Linked DNA regions of Mus musculus: region 2 is linked to region 1. The links are chromatin loops, found by intact Hi-C in ENCODE. Cell type or tissue: heart. All regions are shown on one strand.

Evidence for each region. A loop is a pair of places that touch in the nucleus more often than their neighbours do. Peaks named below come from ENCODE experiments on the same cell type or tissue, not always from the same donor. Only the 100,000 strongest peaks of a DNase experiment are listed, where the experiment ranks them.
Region 2: it touches region 1 in a loop (2.3-fold over the local background); 5 of 42 quality-filtered maps call a loop at or near these places.

What each region holds. Positions count from the first base shown.
Region 1 is chr7:127,584,622-127,592,621 of GRCm38, forward strand. It overlaps Ccdc189 (coiled-coil domain containing 189), which reads right to left and starts at 3,974. Exons shown (of 9, transcript NM_001033040.3): 1 at 3,256-3,974; 2 at 2,943-2,974; 3 at 2,202-2,267; 4 at 1,654-1,823; 5 at 833-903; 6 at 524-640; 7 at 372-432; 8 at 200-292. The coding sequence starts at 3,468. Rnf40 (ring finger protein 40) reads left to right here and starts at 4,077. Exons shown (of 20, transcript NM_172281.2): 1 at 4,077-4,190; 2 at 4,304-4,507; 3 at 4,891-5,058; 4 at 5,136-5,277; 5 at 5,886-6,092; 6 at 6,694-6,815; 7 at 6,912-7,058; 8 at 7,142-7,216; 9 at 7,968-8,000. The coding sequence starts at 4,376. In heart, no CTCF peak of the experiment used is centred here; DNase peaks (open chromatin) are centred at 3,620, 4,020 and 5,090; H3K4me3 peaks cover 2,747 bases; H3K27ac peaks cover 1,797 bases.
Region 2 is chr7:127,508,317-127,516,316 of GRCm38, forward strand. It overlaps Srcap (Snf2-related CREBBP activator protein), which reads left to right and starts at 3,667. Exons shown (of 34, transcript NM_001304266.1): 1 at 3,667-4,022; 2 at 5,849-5,924; 3 at 7,626-7,885. The coding sequence starts at 7,832. It overlaps 1700008J07Rik (RIKEN cDNA 1700008J07 gene), which reads right to left and starts at 4,553. Exons shown (of 1, transcript NR_024331.1): 1 at 2,122-4,553. In heart, a CTCF peak has its summit at 3,066 (motif pointing right); DNase peaks (open chromatin) are centred at 3,695, 4,015 and 4,565; H3K4me3 peaks cover 3,149 bases; H3K27ac peaks cover 2,625 bases.

The DNA.
Region 1 (8,000 bases):
ATAGAGAGACCCCGTCTCAAAAAAGTGGGTGGGTTACTGAGGCTGTCCCCCTGAATGGTAGAACTCTGCTGCACATGGTTCTAATCTCACTCCCCAGCACTACAAGACAAAATGGTGGTTGCCTGAGGTGAGGTGGGAGGGATCAAGGCTCAGGTAGGCCCAACCATTTCGCGGCACCTTAACCCTTCCATGTGCTCACTTGGCTGTTGCTCTGGCTCCGTCACAGTTTCCGGCTCTTCCTCCTGTGGAGTAGCTACTTGCTCTACCACCATCATCTCCTCGTTTTCTTTCTCTGCATAGCAGAAAGCAGGAAGAGGTCTTGGCCCCAGCTCTGGCCCAGTCCCAACCTGGCCCACTTGTACCCATCTTACCCTCTGGCCAGAGCGTGAGTGGCTGTAACCCCGTGTAAGTCAAAGATAGGTCCAGTCGCACCTGAAGAGACAAGGGAAGAGAGGCTGAGAGGAAGCACTTGCCATAAGAGAAAGGGGGAGACAGGTGGCCACTCACTGCCTGTACACAGTACCTGTGGGGTGAAGACATATTTGTAGAGCTTGAAGTGGCGGAAGTAGGTGTTGACCACATAGTCTGCCAGTGCCAGCAGCTGTTCCTCTTTAAAGAGGTCAATGCTGAAAGGGGGCCGCTGTGACGATAATCCGGGACGTAAGTGCCCTGACAACCTCCAGAAGCCTACCCAGCTAGTCTGCCAAAAGCAGCTGTCTAGAAGCAGGGCAAGCCCCAGGTGGCCTTCAGAGGAAGATGGTGGGAAAGAGAACAGGAATTTGGGCCCGATCTTGCCTGTGGTTGGGTGAAGGCTTCGTTTCAGGGTACTGACCCTGATTCCATGACAAAAGAGAACGCTGGTAAAGTAGCGGTAGCATTCCTCCACGTTGCCCAGAGGGGTAGCTGGAGGGAAACAAGGTGAAGCTGTCAGCCCGCCTACTCGCCTACTCTTCCTTCTGCTTTTAGAGCAGGAGATGGAGAATGGGGCAGACTTAGGAGTAAGTCCTGGTCGCTCTGTTAATTCACTCAGTAAACACCATATTCTCACTCTACACTTTTCTCGGCACTCAAAGACAGACAAGGTCCTTCCCTCAGAAGGATGCTTTGTTTCTGGTCGGAAAGTATAGAACTAAAGTTGGCCTCAAACCAGCGGCATTGCCCCTGCCTCAGCCTCCTGAATGCAGGTGTGTCAGGCTTGAGCTACCACACGCGGCATCATTGGGAAGGTACTTTGTTGTTGAGACAGGGTGTCACGTGTCCCAGGCTAACTTTGAACTTCTGACTCATCTGCCTTTTAGGAAAGAAACTTCCTAAGTGCTAGGATTATGGATATGTGCCACCTCACTTGAGTACACAGGGTTGGAAGTGAACCCAGGATTTTGTACTTAGGCAAGCACTCTACTAAGTGGGCTATATCCCCAGCCCCCTATTTAGATACTTCTCAGAACAGACCCATAATATTAGTACTATGTGTTTCATTTCTTAATAAGGGAAGCTCTCAAAGGTGATAAATGTGGTACATTAATACCACCTATGGTGGAACACAAATCCCAGACTGCAGGTTCCCTACTTTAGTTCTCCACGGTCACTTCTGCCAGCCCAGCCTCCTCTCCTAGGGCTCAAACCTTTTGGTGGCTACCTCCCTCTCCTCACCAACACAGGCCTTGTGAAGATCTTGGAGCATGGCACAGGCTGCTGATGTCTGCTCTGGTGAAAAGCCCTGCTGGCGGCAGAAGATAAGTGCGTGGGAGAAGAGGTCCAAGATAATGGCATCCCGCAGGCTCTGCTCAGGAAAGCCAAGCTCCAAGAGCTCAGCAAGAACCCTTGGGGGGGGGGGTGGAAGAGGCATGAGTGACAGACAGCAGGGGTTCGCCCGCCCCCCACCTCACCTTAGGATTTATTTCTATTATATGGGTAGTTTCCCTGTATATGTGCAACACATGCTTTTCTGGTACCCATGGAGACCAGAAGAAGGTATTGGATCCTCTGGAACTTGAGTTATAGACTATGTGGATGCTGGGAACCAAACCTGGGTCCTCTGGAAGAACAGCCATTGCTGTTAATGGCTGAGCTGCCTCTGCAGCCCTGAACACAAGCCTCTTCTCGTCTCCATTGCCTGACACTCACTCTATACTTTAAAGTTTGTCATTTCTTGTGTCTCCCCTCCCAAGAGTTCAGTCTCGCCCAACTCAAACCCATACTCTCTCATCTTTTCCACAGTGGCTGCCTTCTCCAGTCTGTGCATAGAATGGATGTCCAGGTATTTCCTGTCAGGAAAAGATGAGACAAATCACTGGTGGTTCATACAACTTCCCCGATGGGGCTGCAACTTGGAGAGTTTCAGTGGGGATCAGGAGCTGAGACTTGGCGAACTTGCTAAGGAACCTTTAGCAAATCATTTCACTGTCAACGGGGAACATCATGGTCTAGAATCCAGTCTGTAGATTTAGCAGATTTTTTTTTTATTTATAAACCCACTGATTAGAAAAGAGTTGTGCCAGGTAGTGGTGGTACACTCACTGTACCCAGCACTGTGAGGCAGAGGCAGGCGGATCTCTTGAGTTTGAGGCCAGCCTGGTCTACAGAGTGAGTTTCAGGATAGCCAAAGCTACAAGGAGAAACAATGTCTTGAAAACCCCCCAAAAAACAACTTTGAGTCCTTGTCTTGCTCTGTGTGACCTTGATGAAGTCCCCTGGGCCTTGGCATCGGTGTGCACAGTGCTCCATCATTGCAGCTGTGTACATTCCTGCCTTTGCCTCCCTTCTCACACCGCCACTTTACACTGAGGCACCTGGCACGCTGGTGACTCGTTACCTTGAGCACTTCTCAGTCTCATCTTTGTAAAACTGGAGAGCCCTGGCTGGACAGGACTGTTGAGGACACCTTACAGGAGTAATACAAATGAGAAGTGTAACTTTTCCCCTGGGCTCTCCACACTCACCACATACAGATCCGGGGCTGGGGTAGTGGTGGCTGCGGAGAGAAGACAGATTATGGGACAAATAGATACGACAGTATGTATCCCCTAGTCCCTAGTACCTCATGAATTTCTAGCAGGTCTGAGTGTGCTATAATTTTAACTATAGCAAAATAGGTAAAACCGGGCTTCGGTGGGCTCGAAATACTATTTAGCAGCCTATTTACAATCAAAGCAACTCCAGGAAATTCCCTAATGTTGATAAACGTAATGACTGGCGGCACCTTTTTTGGGAAACCTAAGTATTCACTAGAGGACAACTCTGTCCCGCCCTCACCGGGAACAAGTTGGCTCCAGGATCTTCAGCCACTTCCACAGGGCTACTAGTGGCTTCTGCGGGCGACTCGGTCTGCATGTCTGTTCCGTTCCTTATGGCCGAGCCGTCCACCGAGCTGGGACTCCTGTCCAGTTCCTCCTGCAATTTGGGAGATTGTTCCGACTCCATCTGCACCTTCATTCCCAGGCTCTGGCTGGAACTGGGGGTAATCATCTCTTCGTCCTTCTTAGCCTCAGTCAAGGGCTCTCCAGCCTGGGCTCTGGGACAGCCAGCTCTCCCACTGCAAAGCCCGGTCCTGCCCCTTCTAGTGTTTCTTCAGAGGCGGTGAAGCGAGAGGCAGCCAATCCGCAGAGGGCGTCTTCCCAACTTGTCTCCCCGGTGACCGTTGTTAAGGAAAGTAGAAAGTACAAGCCCACGCCAATCATTGAAAAGATAGAGCGCATGCGTAACGAGTTGCACGTGCCTCTTAGAAGTTGCTTGTAAGGGTGCTTTTGAGGGTCGGTCTTTTTAAAGATTTAATTTAAATCTTTAAAAGATTGTGTTTGTGCGTGCGTGTGCGCACATATGTACAGGATGTTCGGGAGGGCTCCGCGGAGGCCAGGAGAGGATGACGGATCCTCTGGATCTGGAGTTACAAGGGGTCGTGTACCGAGTACCCCGAACAGCAGCAAAGGCTCCACCCCTCCATCTCCTAGTGCAACTGCGGGGTCAGTAACTATGGGAACCGCCTGCTGGCCAATCATTAAGAGAAATACAGTCCGTCGCGGGGTTGGAGGGGTGGGACTAAAAGACTCGAGAGGAGGAACCAAGAGCTACCAATAGAAACAGGAAATAAGTTTCGCCACATCCGGAGCGGCTCTGACGCCTGCGCTGTGCGTCTGGCGGCCGGTGACGTCCGGTGAAATCCAAGATGGTGGCGCTTGGCTGACCCTACGGTAAGTGCGGACCCCCGTCCGGCGGGGGCGGGGTCCGGGAGATATGTCCAGGGGGACGCTCAGGACTGCGGAGCTCCAGACGCATCCACAGCTCAGCTCTCTGTTTTCTGCAGGTGACGGAAGTGCCGCCTCCACCCGCCTGCCAGCCCCGGAGAGCCCTGAGTTGCCCCTCCGCCACCGCCGCTATGTCTGGCCTCAGCAACAAGCGCGCCGCCGGCGACGGGGGCTCAGGACCCCCAGAGAAGAAGATGAACCGCGAGGAGAAGACCACGACCACTCTAATCGAACCCATTCGTCTCGGCGGCATTTCTTCCACGGTTGGTGGGCTTTTGCGAAAGTCACATTTGGCCTGCGCCCAAAGTGTTTGGAATCTTGTGTGTGCTCGTGTGTATATACACAAACCGGGTGGTGAGGGTGGGTGTGCCAACGGCGTGAATGTGATCAGAGAACAACTTTACGGAGTCCCTTCTGGCCTTTTACTTATGCGCACATATGTTCCCGTAAGTCCTGTGTGATGTGTCTGAGTTGGAAACAGGTAGGGGCAGGAACGGAATGTGAAGCTCTCATGACTAGCATATTCTCTTTGCAAGTGTCTGAGCCTTGCTATATACCTCTCCCCTTTCAGTCTAATCCTTGTCCTATTGTGTGTCAGTGATGGTTCAGGGTCCTGCCCGACACTCTGCCTCTTCCCTTCTGGTAGGAGGAGATGGATTCCAAGGTACTGCAGTTCAAGAACAAGAAGCTGGCGGAGCGGTTGGAGCAGCGGCAAGCCTGCGAGGATGAGCTCCGGGAGAGAATTGAGAAATTGGAGAAGAGGCAGGCCACTGATGATGCCACACTCCTCATCGTCAACCGCTACTGGGCCCAGGTGGATGCCTGAAGAGCGAGCGTCCTACTGGGAGAAGCCCTGAGGCATTCCTAACCTCTTGTTCTTTCTTCTTTCAGCTGGATGAAACTGTAGAAGCCCTCCTCCAGTGCTACGAGAACCAGAGGGAACTGTCTTCAGGGACAGAGGTGCCTGGGTGCCAAGAGGGCCTGACCCGTGATGTGATCCCTCGACCAGACCCAGGGACATCAGATCTGAGGGGTAGGACCAGGGCCCTGGGGAGCTTATGTTCTCAGAAAGGTTTTGAGGAGGAGGTGACTTTGATGTGGGGCTACCGAAATGCCCGGCACTTGGGAAGCAGAAGTTGCTGTCCTGGAACTCACTTTGTAGACCAGGCTGGCTTCAAACTCAGAAATTTGCCTGCCTCTGCCTCCCGAGTGCTGGGATTAAAGGCGTGTGCCACCACGCCCATCGTGAGACTCTGTCTTAAAAACATGGGTTTTTTGTTTTTTTTTTTTTTTTTGGTTTTTTTAATATTCTTTTTTAATGGAATGAACAAAGTTTTAGAATCTAATTGGATTTTCATAATCCCAGCCTTCTGAAAAGTAGAAGCAGAAGTCTTTCTGTTTATCAATTAATTCATTTATTTTGGTTTTTCAAGACAGGGTTTCTCTGTGTAATGTTGGCTGACTTGGAACTCACTCTGTAGACTAGGCTGGCCTCAAACTCAGAGTGTGCTGGGATTAAAGGTGTGCGCCACCACCACCCGGCAGCCATGGAATACCAAGCAGCTTATTCTGGGACTTGGTAGAGGTTGATGGTCCCTGCTGTGGCCTTTCATTCTGATGAGGATTCTCTGTCCCTTCCAGAACCGCTGCCAGTGCAGTTTCGAGCCCCTCTCAGTGAGCCGGCCTTGGCTTTTGTGGTGGCACTGGGCGCCAGCAGCTGTGAGGAAGTGGAGCTGCAGCTGCAGGGTCGGATGGAATTCTCCAAGGCTGCCGTGTCTCGGGTGGTCGAGGCCTCGGACCGCCTGCAACGGCAGGTGGAAGAACTCTGTCAGCGAGTATACAGCCGGGGTTAGTTCTGTGGACCCTACCCTGAGAAATCCACCCTGGCCTGCGTTGTTCAGAGTCCCCAGTAAATGTCAGCCTTGTTCTTGTTGGGACAACTTAGTTCAGACGGGGATTTCAGCTTTAGTTCCTGAAGTGGGGCTCTAGAGAGACGGCTGGAGGAGCTGTTGATGCTGGCAGGGTCACAGCCCTTCAGCAGGAGGGCTCTCTGGAACTTTGCACCAACCTCAGGGGTAGCTATTGTCCCACTACACTGAGAGGCAAGTGCCCAGGCTTTTTGAGGCAAGGGGTTTTTTCCTCCTGCCCTTAATTCTCCTCCCTAGTGTCCATTTTCTTGGCTGAATGGTCCCTCTGTGAGCTAGCTTAGTCTGAGTTTGTCATAAGCAGTTGGTGAGATAGCTGGTGCATAACACTGAGCACAGAAACTCCAGGATCAACTAGTTCTTCCTTGGTTATCCAGGGACTCCAGGATCAACTAGTTCTTCCTTGGTTATCCAGGGACTCCGGGATCAGCTAGTTCTTCCTTGGTTATCCAGGGACTCCGGGATCAGCTAGTTCTTCCTTGGTTATCCAGGGTTTGGCTCTCATCCAGGCTTTGCATTCCCAGGGGACAGTGAGGCCCCTGGGGAGGTGGCACGGGTGCGCACCCGGGAGCTAGGCAGAGAGAACCGTAGGCTACAGGACTTGGCCACTCAGCTGCAAGAGAAACACCACCGCATCTCGTTGGAGGTAGGAGTTGGGCTTTGGGTGCGGTTAGAACTTGGGCAGGGTTTGGGTTTGCTATCCGAGGACCTCAGGAAACAGGCCACTGTCCACTGCCCCTAGTACTCTGAGCTCCAAGATAAAGTGACATCGACAGAGACCAAGGTCCTAGAGATGGAGACCACAGTGGAGGACCTGCAGTGGGACATTGAGAAGCTGCGCAAGCGAGAACAGAAGCTCAATAAGCACTTGGCAGAGGCCTTGGAGCAGGTACGAGAGTGGATGGGACCAAATTGAGTACTTGGGGCCCCGGTTTCTGCCCTTTGCATCCACTGTGTCTTCTTTCTCTGCAGCTCAACTCCGGCTACTATGTGTCTGGGAGCTCCACAGGCTTTCAGGGAGGCCAGATTACACTCAGCATGCAGAAGGTAAGCAGCCTCCTCCCCCTCCCCTCCAGGTCTGCCTCGGACTTTCCTGAGGGCAGGCATCTTCATCAGAGTCCGTTTCCTGGCATTGCTGCACATTTTTTTTTCATTCCTTTCTACACTTGTTTATTAAATAATTGCAGAACTTAACTGCTAGGAGCTAGGCGGGCTGAAGAGGACGAATGGGAGCGGGAGCTTACGTTGTCTTGAGAAGCCCAGGCCCGTGGGCGCTGCCCTTCCCTGAGCATCTCTTTCTGCCTTGATGCTGTATTTCAATGTGTGTGAAATCCCTTTGTGTTTTGCCTCTTTGTATTGGAGGCTAGGTCTTGTGATGTGGTCAGGCTGGCCTCAGACTTGTGTAGCTGAGAGTGACTGAGACTGATCCTGCCATACTTGCCTTCTAAGTGGTGAAACTCTAGGCTTTGCACCACCTTACCTAGCTTCAAATCAAACGTTTTCTTACTAAACTTCAGTTCTTTCTCTTATGAGGGAATAATAAAGATTCCGTGGAAATGAGGTTCTATGTGAGGAATAGACAGTGCTTACGTTGGTAGTTAGTTGGTAGTTACATTGGTAGTTACGTTGGTAGTTAGTAGATAGTCCTGTGCAGGGCTGACCTCCTATTCCCCCAAGAGCCCTTAGAAAACGCATTGCTTTGGAAGTTTATAGGAGCTTGGGTGGGGTGCGTGCTGGACGACTGGGGAAAATACTGCCCATCCTGGTCTTGCCTACCACAGCCCCTTCCACTTCCTAGTTTGAGATGTTGAATGCAGAGCTGGAAGAAAAT
Region 2 (8,000 bases), 76 kb before region 1:
TATGTATGTTTTGCCTGCCTATATATGTTTGTGCACCACATAAATACCTTGTGCCCAAAGAAGGCCAGAAGAGGGCATCAGATCCTCTGACACTGGAGCTATAGGCAGGTGTGTGAACTGTTATGTGGGTGCTGGCAACAGAACTGGGGTCCTCTGGAGAGACAGTAGCTTCTCTTAACCATTAAGCTCCCTTCTCCAGCCCCATATACGTTGTCTTTGTACAGGACTATCCTCTAGGGCAAACTATCACCATCTTTGTCAATTAGCTGTGCTACTTGCAAAAGTCTATCAAGGGCTGGTGAGATGGCTCAGTGGGTTAGAGCACCCGACTGCTCTTCCGAAGGTCCAGAGTTCAAATCCCAGCAACCACATGGTGGCTCACAACCATCCGTAACAAGATCTGACTCCTTCTTCTGGAGTGTCTGAAGACAGCTACAGCGTACTTACATATAATAAATAAATAAATCTTTAAAAAAAAAAAAAAAAAAAAAAAAAAAAAAAAAAGAAAATAAAGATTTAAAAAAAAAAAGTCTATCAAAGCTGGCTTGTGGACTACTGTGCCACCACCCCTGGCATCTTTTGCTGTTGGTTTTGAGTGGGACTATAACCCAGGTTGGCCTCAAACTCGCTGGGCTGCTCAGATAACTCTTAACTCCTGATCCTCAAAGCTTTACCTCCCATTTGCTGGGATTACAGGTGTGTAATCTTAGCCAGCTCTGGTCTGAAACTATATAGCCCAGGCTGGTCTTGAACTTCTAAGTACTAGAATTACAGATACAGAATCACAACTTTCAGGGTTTAAGTTTAGGCTGTCCTCAAACTTGTAATGTGGGTAAGAATAGCCCTGAACTGCTGGTTCTCCTGTATCCACTTCCCTGGTACTAGGATTATCATTTCCAGTTGAAGCAAACACACTACCAACTCAACTACATGCAACCCCCTCCGTTTTTGTTTTTCTGAGACAGGGTCTCACCATATACACCTGACTGGCTGGGAATTCACTATGTGGACCCAAGTGGCCTCATGAGATCATCTTGCCTCAGTCTTCAAGTACTGGACTATAGGCATGCATTTCCAAAGCAAGTTTTATGTAGTGCTGACAGCCAGCCTATGGCTTTGTGCATGCACTAGAAGCACACTACCAACTGGGCTAGTTATTTTTCTTTTTAGCAGAATTTCATATAGTCCATGCTGGTCTCAAGACTCACTAGATAACCCTGAACTTAGTATCTTCCTGCCACCTCCTCCAGAATGATGCTGTATGCCACATTATAGCTCTATGCTAGCACATCTGTTTAAAATGACACTAAGAATTGAACCCAAGGTTTCACAAATGTTAGGGAAACACTCTACCAACTGAAATAGAGACCGTTATTCTCCTTCTACTTTTTGAGTTTCAGGCATCAAATTCACATCAGGCTTAGTGGCAAATCTCTGCCTGTGCAATGTGTGCAGTGCAGAGGCAAGATGTTTGCCAGCTGCCTTGTTGGTCCCAGAAACTAAAGTCAGGTCCTCTAGCCTGAGCCAGCCAGTACTTTTTTTTTTTTTTTTTTTTTTTTCCGAGACAGGGTTTCTCTGTATAGCTCTGGCTATCCTGGAACTCACTTTGTAGACCAGGCTGGCCTCGAACTCAGAAATCCACCTGCCTCTGCCTACCAAGTACTGGGATTAAAGGTGTGCACCACTACGCCTGGCTCAGCCAGTACTCTTAACTGCTGAGTCATCTTTCTTCCACTACCTTCTTTCTTTCTTTTGGTGGGGTGAGGAGGGGACATACAGGGACAAGTGGAGGGGTGGGGACGGGACATAAAAAGATAGGGTCTCACTATGTAAACCAGCCTGGACTTGAATTCAGAGATTTTCCCTGCTAATGCCTGCTGGGTGCAGGAATGAGAGGTGCCACCACATCTGGCCCCATCACTATCTTTATTAATCTTTCTAGATATTATAAGTCTGAAAAGGCAAAATGTAAAACAATTATAAATTGCCAAAGTGTAAGCAAAAGTGTGAAACAATTCATACTATGGTATCATTTAGATATAGGGGACTCAACACTGATTACTTCTGGGTAGAATTCTCTAGGCAGGGTACTGGGAACATTTAGGAATTTTTTTTTTTTTTGCAGATAATCCTTTTACTGATAATTCATACTACATTTATTTTTACAAAAGCAAATATTTATTACCTCTGTAATTTTAGAATTTATTTTTATAAGTGTTTGCCTGAATGTATGTCTATGTATTAGAAGGTTTCAATTCCCTTAAGACTAAAGTTAGAAACTGTTAAAAGCTTCCATGTGGGTGCTGAGAATCAAACCCTGTGTTCTCTAGAAGAGCAGCCAGTGCTCTTAACCACTTAAAACATCTCTCCAGCTCTGCCTCTGTAAATTATTTAAACACACACACACACCTTTAAAGTACTAAAGTGAAAAAAAGCAACACATAGTTACTATAAGATTATATGCATATCCTTTTTTTTAGACAGGATAATCTTGAACTTTAGAATATTAGTGTGTGTGTGCTCTGTGTGGTTGTTTGTATTGACTTATGCAACAGCACAGGTTGGCCTCAACCAGTAAATTGGGATTGTGCATTTATGCTACCATACCTAGCTGTAAAGAATCTTTCTTCCAGTCTCTATTCAACTTCCATTTCCCCTCAATAGCTTCTCCTCTGTCCATCGCTGATTTATTTTTATCCTGTTTTCTTAATTATTAGTTATGTTTTGGGGCAGGGTCTTGTTATGTAACCAATGGCTCAAAATCTTCCTTGGAACCGTTGTAGATAATAAATGCATCCTTAAAATCGGAAGGGAGTATCAGATTCTCTAAGAGATTTTTTCCCCCCTAGACACAGGAATTTTTCTCTGTAGCTTTGGTTGTCCTAGAGCTAGCTTCATAGACCAGGATGGCTCTGAAGTCAGAGATTCGTCAGCCTCTATTGGGATTAAAAGCCATGAGCCACCACCACCCAGCCTTTTTTTCCTTAAGGATTTTTATTTGACTTGAATGGGAGTTTTACTTGCGTGTATGTCTGTGCACCGTGTTTGTGTATTGCTCTCTGAGGCCAGAAGAGGGTGTCGGATTCCTTGGAACTGGAATAACTGTTAGGAGCTTCTTTAGTGTGGAGATAGAATGTCCTCTCAAAGTGGAAGCAGCCAATATTCTTAATCACTGAGCTATGTTCTCAACCTCTCAAAATAGTTCTTAAATGTAAAAGACTGCAAACCTATGGTACTTGTATTTGAGAGTTCTTGGGAAAACCGGTGTTACAAAGTCAACCGCAGCTGGTAGTGGTGGTGCATACGTTCATTCCAGGCAGACGCAGGAGCAACTTTGTAAGTTTAAGGTTAGCTTGATCTACATAGCGAGTCCATGTCAGCCAAGGCTACATTGTTAGACCTCACCTTTCAAAAACAAAAAGTAACTGCTGTAGGAATCAGTAGGTCTAAGCTCTTCTACTCATTTGTTTCATTTCACTGGGTGATATGTAAGAACAAAAACTCCGAAATCCAAAGGGTGGTCCCAGTGGGCAGCTGCAATGCAGCACGAGTTTCAGACCTATTGAAGCGTGCTGGGCCAGCATGGAGCCTCGGAGCGAACTACAACTCCCACCTTGCTTTGCGCCGCACAGTCCTACGCTAGCACGCGAGCCTACCCGCCCCTTCAGCCTCCAGTTACTGTGTATCGCGAGAAGACGGGCCGCTCTGGCGGTAGCGATAACGAGCCTTGGTGGTGGTGGTAGTGGTGGTGCTAGTGGCGGTGGCGGCCGAGACGGCGGCGGCCATTTTGGTGAGGCCTCGGGAGCAGCGGAGGCGGCGGCGGGGTCGCTGGGAGTAGCGTCTCCTTTTTCTTCAACTCACCAAGCACCTCTTCGCGGCGTGACTGGAAGCGGTGGGAGCATCGGGGTGGCTCGTGTTACGGCCCTTAGGGGAATTTAAAGTGGTGAAGGCGGCGACCAAGAGGGGGCCCTCCCCCCTCCTCGGCGGGAGGGGGGGTGGTGAGCACGCCCCCGAGGACGCAGGTAAGGAGAGGGAGACAAGATGGCGGAGGCCCCACACTTTCCCCTCCCCTGACGGGTGCCTGCGCGCGCATCTGCGAGCGCCGCTTCCCACCTTCCCGGGGTGCTGCGCGCGCACCGCCCGGCGGGGCCCCGGGGCTGGCGAGCGAGGTTGCCTGCGCGCGCTCCCGGAGCCGGGGGTGGGGGGGAGGGCGTCGGGCCGAGCGGCACCTGGTGTCAGAGCGGCGCCTCGCCCCCCTCCTGCCCTTCTGCGCACGCGTGCGCGAACGAGCAGCCCTCGAGAGGACGGACCCAGGTGCGCTTCTGCCCGCCCACCAACCTGCCTCCCCTCGGGGGCGCGGACGAGGGAAAGGGGTGCACGGGACGAGTAGTCCGGGCGCGCGCCCACCATAAGCCATTTAGGAGCCCGAGACTTGGCGCACGAACCCTTCCTTCCCGAGCTCTTTGCGGTCTGTGGATGTGGGGGCGCCGACGGACGCGGACATCTGAGTCCTGTGACCCGGTCTATGGGATCGGGTTCTGGCGGGAATCCCCCCCTCCTCCCCTCCCCAATCTGGCCGTGCGCGCCGCCGGCTCACCCCGCCTCCGGGCCGCGCACGCGCCGGCGCCTCCCCCAGCCGGTCGAGCACGTTGGGTGGGGTGGGCGACCGCGAGGGGGCGGGGCCGCCGTCTGAGGAGTCAAAACTTGGCAGAGGTCAAGGGTCATGCTGGGTCAGTCCACTGCGGGGGGGGTGGGGGGGTATTGGGAGGTCATAAAGAAGGCTGGAGTCCATAGTTGGGGCCTCATGGTTTTGGATTACCTCCAATCCTTGGAATTTCTGAAGGGTGAATCAAGGCAGCACAACACCTAGATAAGGAATTAACTAGGCAAATGCTTCCGGATCTTGAATACTTTATTAACCCTGCTTGTTTCCGGCTGTTAGGGCTCCTTGGCGCCTTCCTCACTTAAGTCTGCTTATAAAGCTCTTTCTTGCCGGGCGGTTGGTGGCGCACGCCTTTAGTCCCAGCACTTGGGAGGCAGAGGCAGGCAGATTTCTGAGTTTGAGGACAGCCTGGTCTACAAAGTGAGTTCCAGGACAGCCAGGGCTACACAGAGAAACCCTGTCTCCAAAAACGAAAAGCGTTTTCTTTAAAGTTCTTTGGCCGTTCCACCTCGCTCTTTCTGTATTCAAATAGCCCTCCTTTACTTTATAACTATTTGCTTTTTGTTTTGGGGAACTCCGCCCTCATTTCTGTTAAGTCCTCATTGAAAAGACAAGGAAGCTGTCAGGCATCCAGGAGGCGTTGTTAACTTCTAGATGAGAAGTTTCTGTCCTTCAGTTGTCTGTCAGAGCTTTAAGTACTTTTAGCTTTTAAAACGTTTTGTTGTCTTCTTCTCTGCTCTTACCCAGCCAGAATGTACAACCCTGTGAGATTCTCCGTACAAAACACTTTGTGCTTTGTTGCCACAACATGTATATACACCACATCCATGCTTGGTGTCCAGACAGGCCAGAAGAATAATCTGGGCCACTGGAGCTGGAGCTATTGTGAGCTGCTATATAGGTGCTTGGGACAAAACCCAGGACCTCTGCAGGAGCAATGAATACTCTTAAATCCCTGAAGCATTTCTCCACCCCCACCCCCAAGGCTGAGCCTTGCCCAATTTACTACAGCCTTGCCTAGTTTACTGTATGACTTTCTGAAGCATGAGCTTTCCCTGTTACTGTTCTGTGAAGTGACTTCGGATGTATTTTAAAGTCCAATAAAGCTGGTGTACGTAACCTTAGATGAGTATGGATTGACACATGTGGGTCGTGTCCTCACTGCTGCTGCTTCTCCTGTTTTAGGTGTGATTTCCTTCAGTACAGCACGGCACCGTGGAAGTGCAGACTCTCACAGGGGGTGTGGTCTCTGCTCACACAGGTGAGCTCACCTTCAGATAAAATTTTGTGTGCTGATGTTAATGGGAGAAACTGTATGACATGATGAGAGAATAGGTTGTGAATGATTACTGCATGTGTTTTCTATGTAGGGTTTGGTGATAGTACAACCAAACTGAGGCTGAATAAGGGAAGGTGTTACCCAGGCACTACTAGGGAGAGCACTAAGAGTATTAGGTTTTTCTATGTTTTTTTTTTTTGTTGTTGTTGTTTAGTTTGGTTTTGCTTATTTGTTTTGTTTTCATTTTTTTCTCTCTCTTTTTTTTTTTTTTTTGTTGTTGTCATTGTTTTCTCGAGACAGAGTTTCTCTTTGTAACCCTTTGTGTTCTAAAATTTGACTTGTAGATCAGGCTGGCCTTGAACTCAGAGATTTCTGTCTCTGCCTCCCAGTGCTAAGAAGAAAGACCTATACCACCATCCTGGCTTCTTCAATGTTCTGAAACATGGCAATGTGGATTTAAGTTCTCCTACTATTATCTTTTCTTCCTTCTTTTCTTTCTTTTCTTTTTAAAGACAATCTCACATAATTTAACTGGCCTCAATCTGTATAGCTGAGAATACTCTTAAGTAGTTGTGATCCTCTTGCCTCCAGTGTACCACCGTGACACTCAATTCTATGTGGTTCAGGCATGAAGTCTCAGACTCTGAGGGTACTGGTCAGCTATCCTACCAGATCAGCTCTGTCTTCAGCTCTGTGTTTCTCCCTTCTCTCTCTTTTCCTTTTTAAGGGGGTGGGGGTCTAAGTCTCTAGCTCAAGCCAACTTTGAATTCATAGCAGTCATTCTGCCTTGGCTTGCCCTAAGTGCTGGGATAATAGGTATGAACCACCACAGCTGACATTTCTCTTTCTTTTTCTTTTTTCTTCTTTTTTTCTTTTTCTTTTTCTTTTCTTTTCTTTTCTTTTCTTTCTTTCTTTATTTCTTTTTTTTTTTTTTTTTTGAGATAGGGCTTCTATTGTAGCCCAGGCTGTCCTGGAACTCTTTCTGGAGACCAGGCTAGCCTCAAACTAACAGAGATCCACTTACCTCTGTCTCCTGAGTGCTGAGGTTAAAGGCATGTACCATGAATGCTTAGCATATTTATTCTTTTGAAATGAGATCTTACTTTGTGTTTGAGGCTGGTCTCTAATGCCTATGTTAAAACAATCATCTCCAATGTCCCAAATAGCTGTGAATATTGGCATATACAGATATCAAGATATGTCTGTCTAAGCAAGTTCTTACAGGTATTTGATACAGAGTAAGTATCTAAGACATAGGGATAGATAGTATGTTGAGAAAGGGTCTCCGAGTCAATGCATAGCCAAAGATGAACTTGAACTTCTGATCTTCCTTTACCTCTCAAGCTTTTGGATTGAAGGTGTGTGCCACCCTGCTGGTTTTATGCAGGGTTGAGGATTGAACCCTTCTTGGGTGCTAGGCCGAGCCAGCTGAGCTACCTCCATATCCCTGAAAATAGTTCTTAACCCCAGCATTGGGAGCTGAGGCAGGAGGATTGTAAGTTCCAGGCCAGTCTGGATGGTAGAATAAGACCCTAATTGTCTCAAAAACAATTATTTTAATAGCCTTTAATTTTATTTCTACTCCTTTTCTTTTCCTCTCTCTCTCTCTCTTTCCTTCTTTCTTTCTTTCTTTCTTTCTTTCTTTTTTTCTTTCTTTCTTTCTTTCTTTTTATCCAACTGCAGGTACTCCAGAGGCTGGTGAACCTGAGCGGAGGCTGGGACGCCCTGGTGGGCCCCGGGCCCTGGAAGGCAGGTCCCGGTGGCTGGTGGCCCAGAATGAGGCCAGCTCCCAGCATGCCCTGCAGCCGGACACCAGCCACTCGGCCTGCAGCAACGGTGATAACCCAGTCATTCTTCAGGCATCCAGCAAGGAGCCTGGGAGTGGGACCATGCAGAGCAGCCCCTCCACTGCTCATCCTCAGCTCCCAATCCTACAGACACAGGTTTGAAAGTGGGGAAGGTTCCTATGATTATTTCTATGAGCTAATTCATGCCTTTGAAACAAGTGATGTTGCAGGTCTTCTTACCCACCTAAGTTTAGACTCTCTTTAGTTCTCA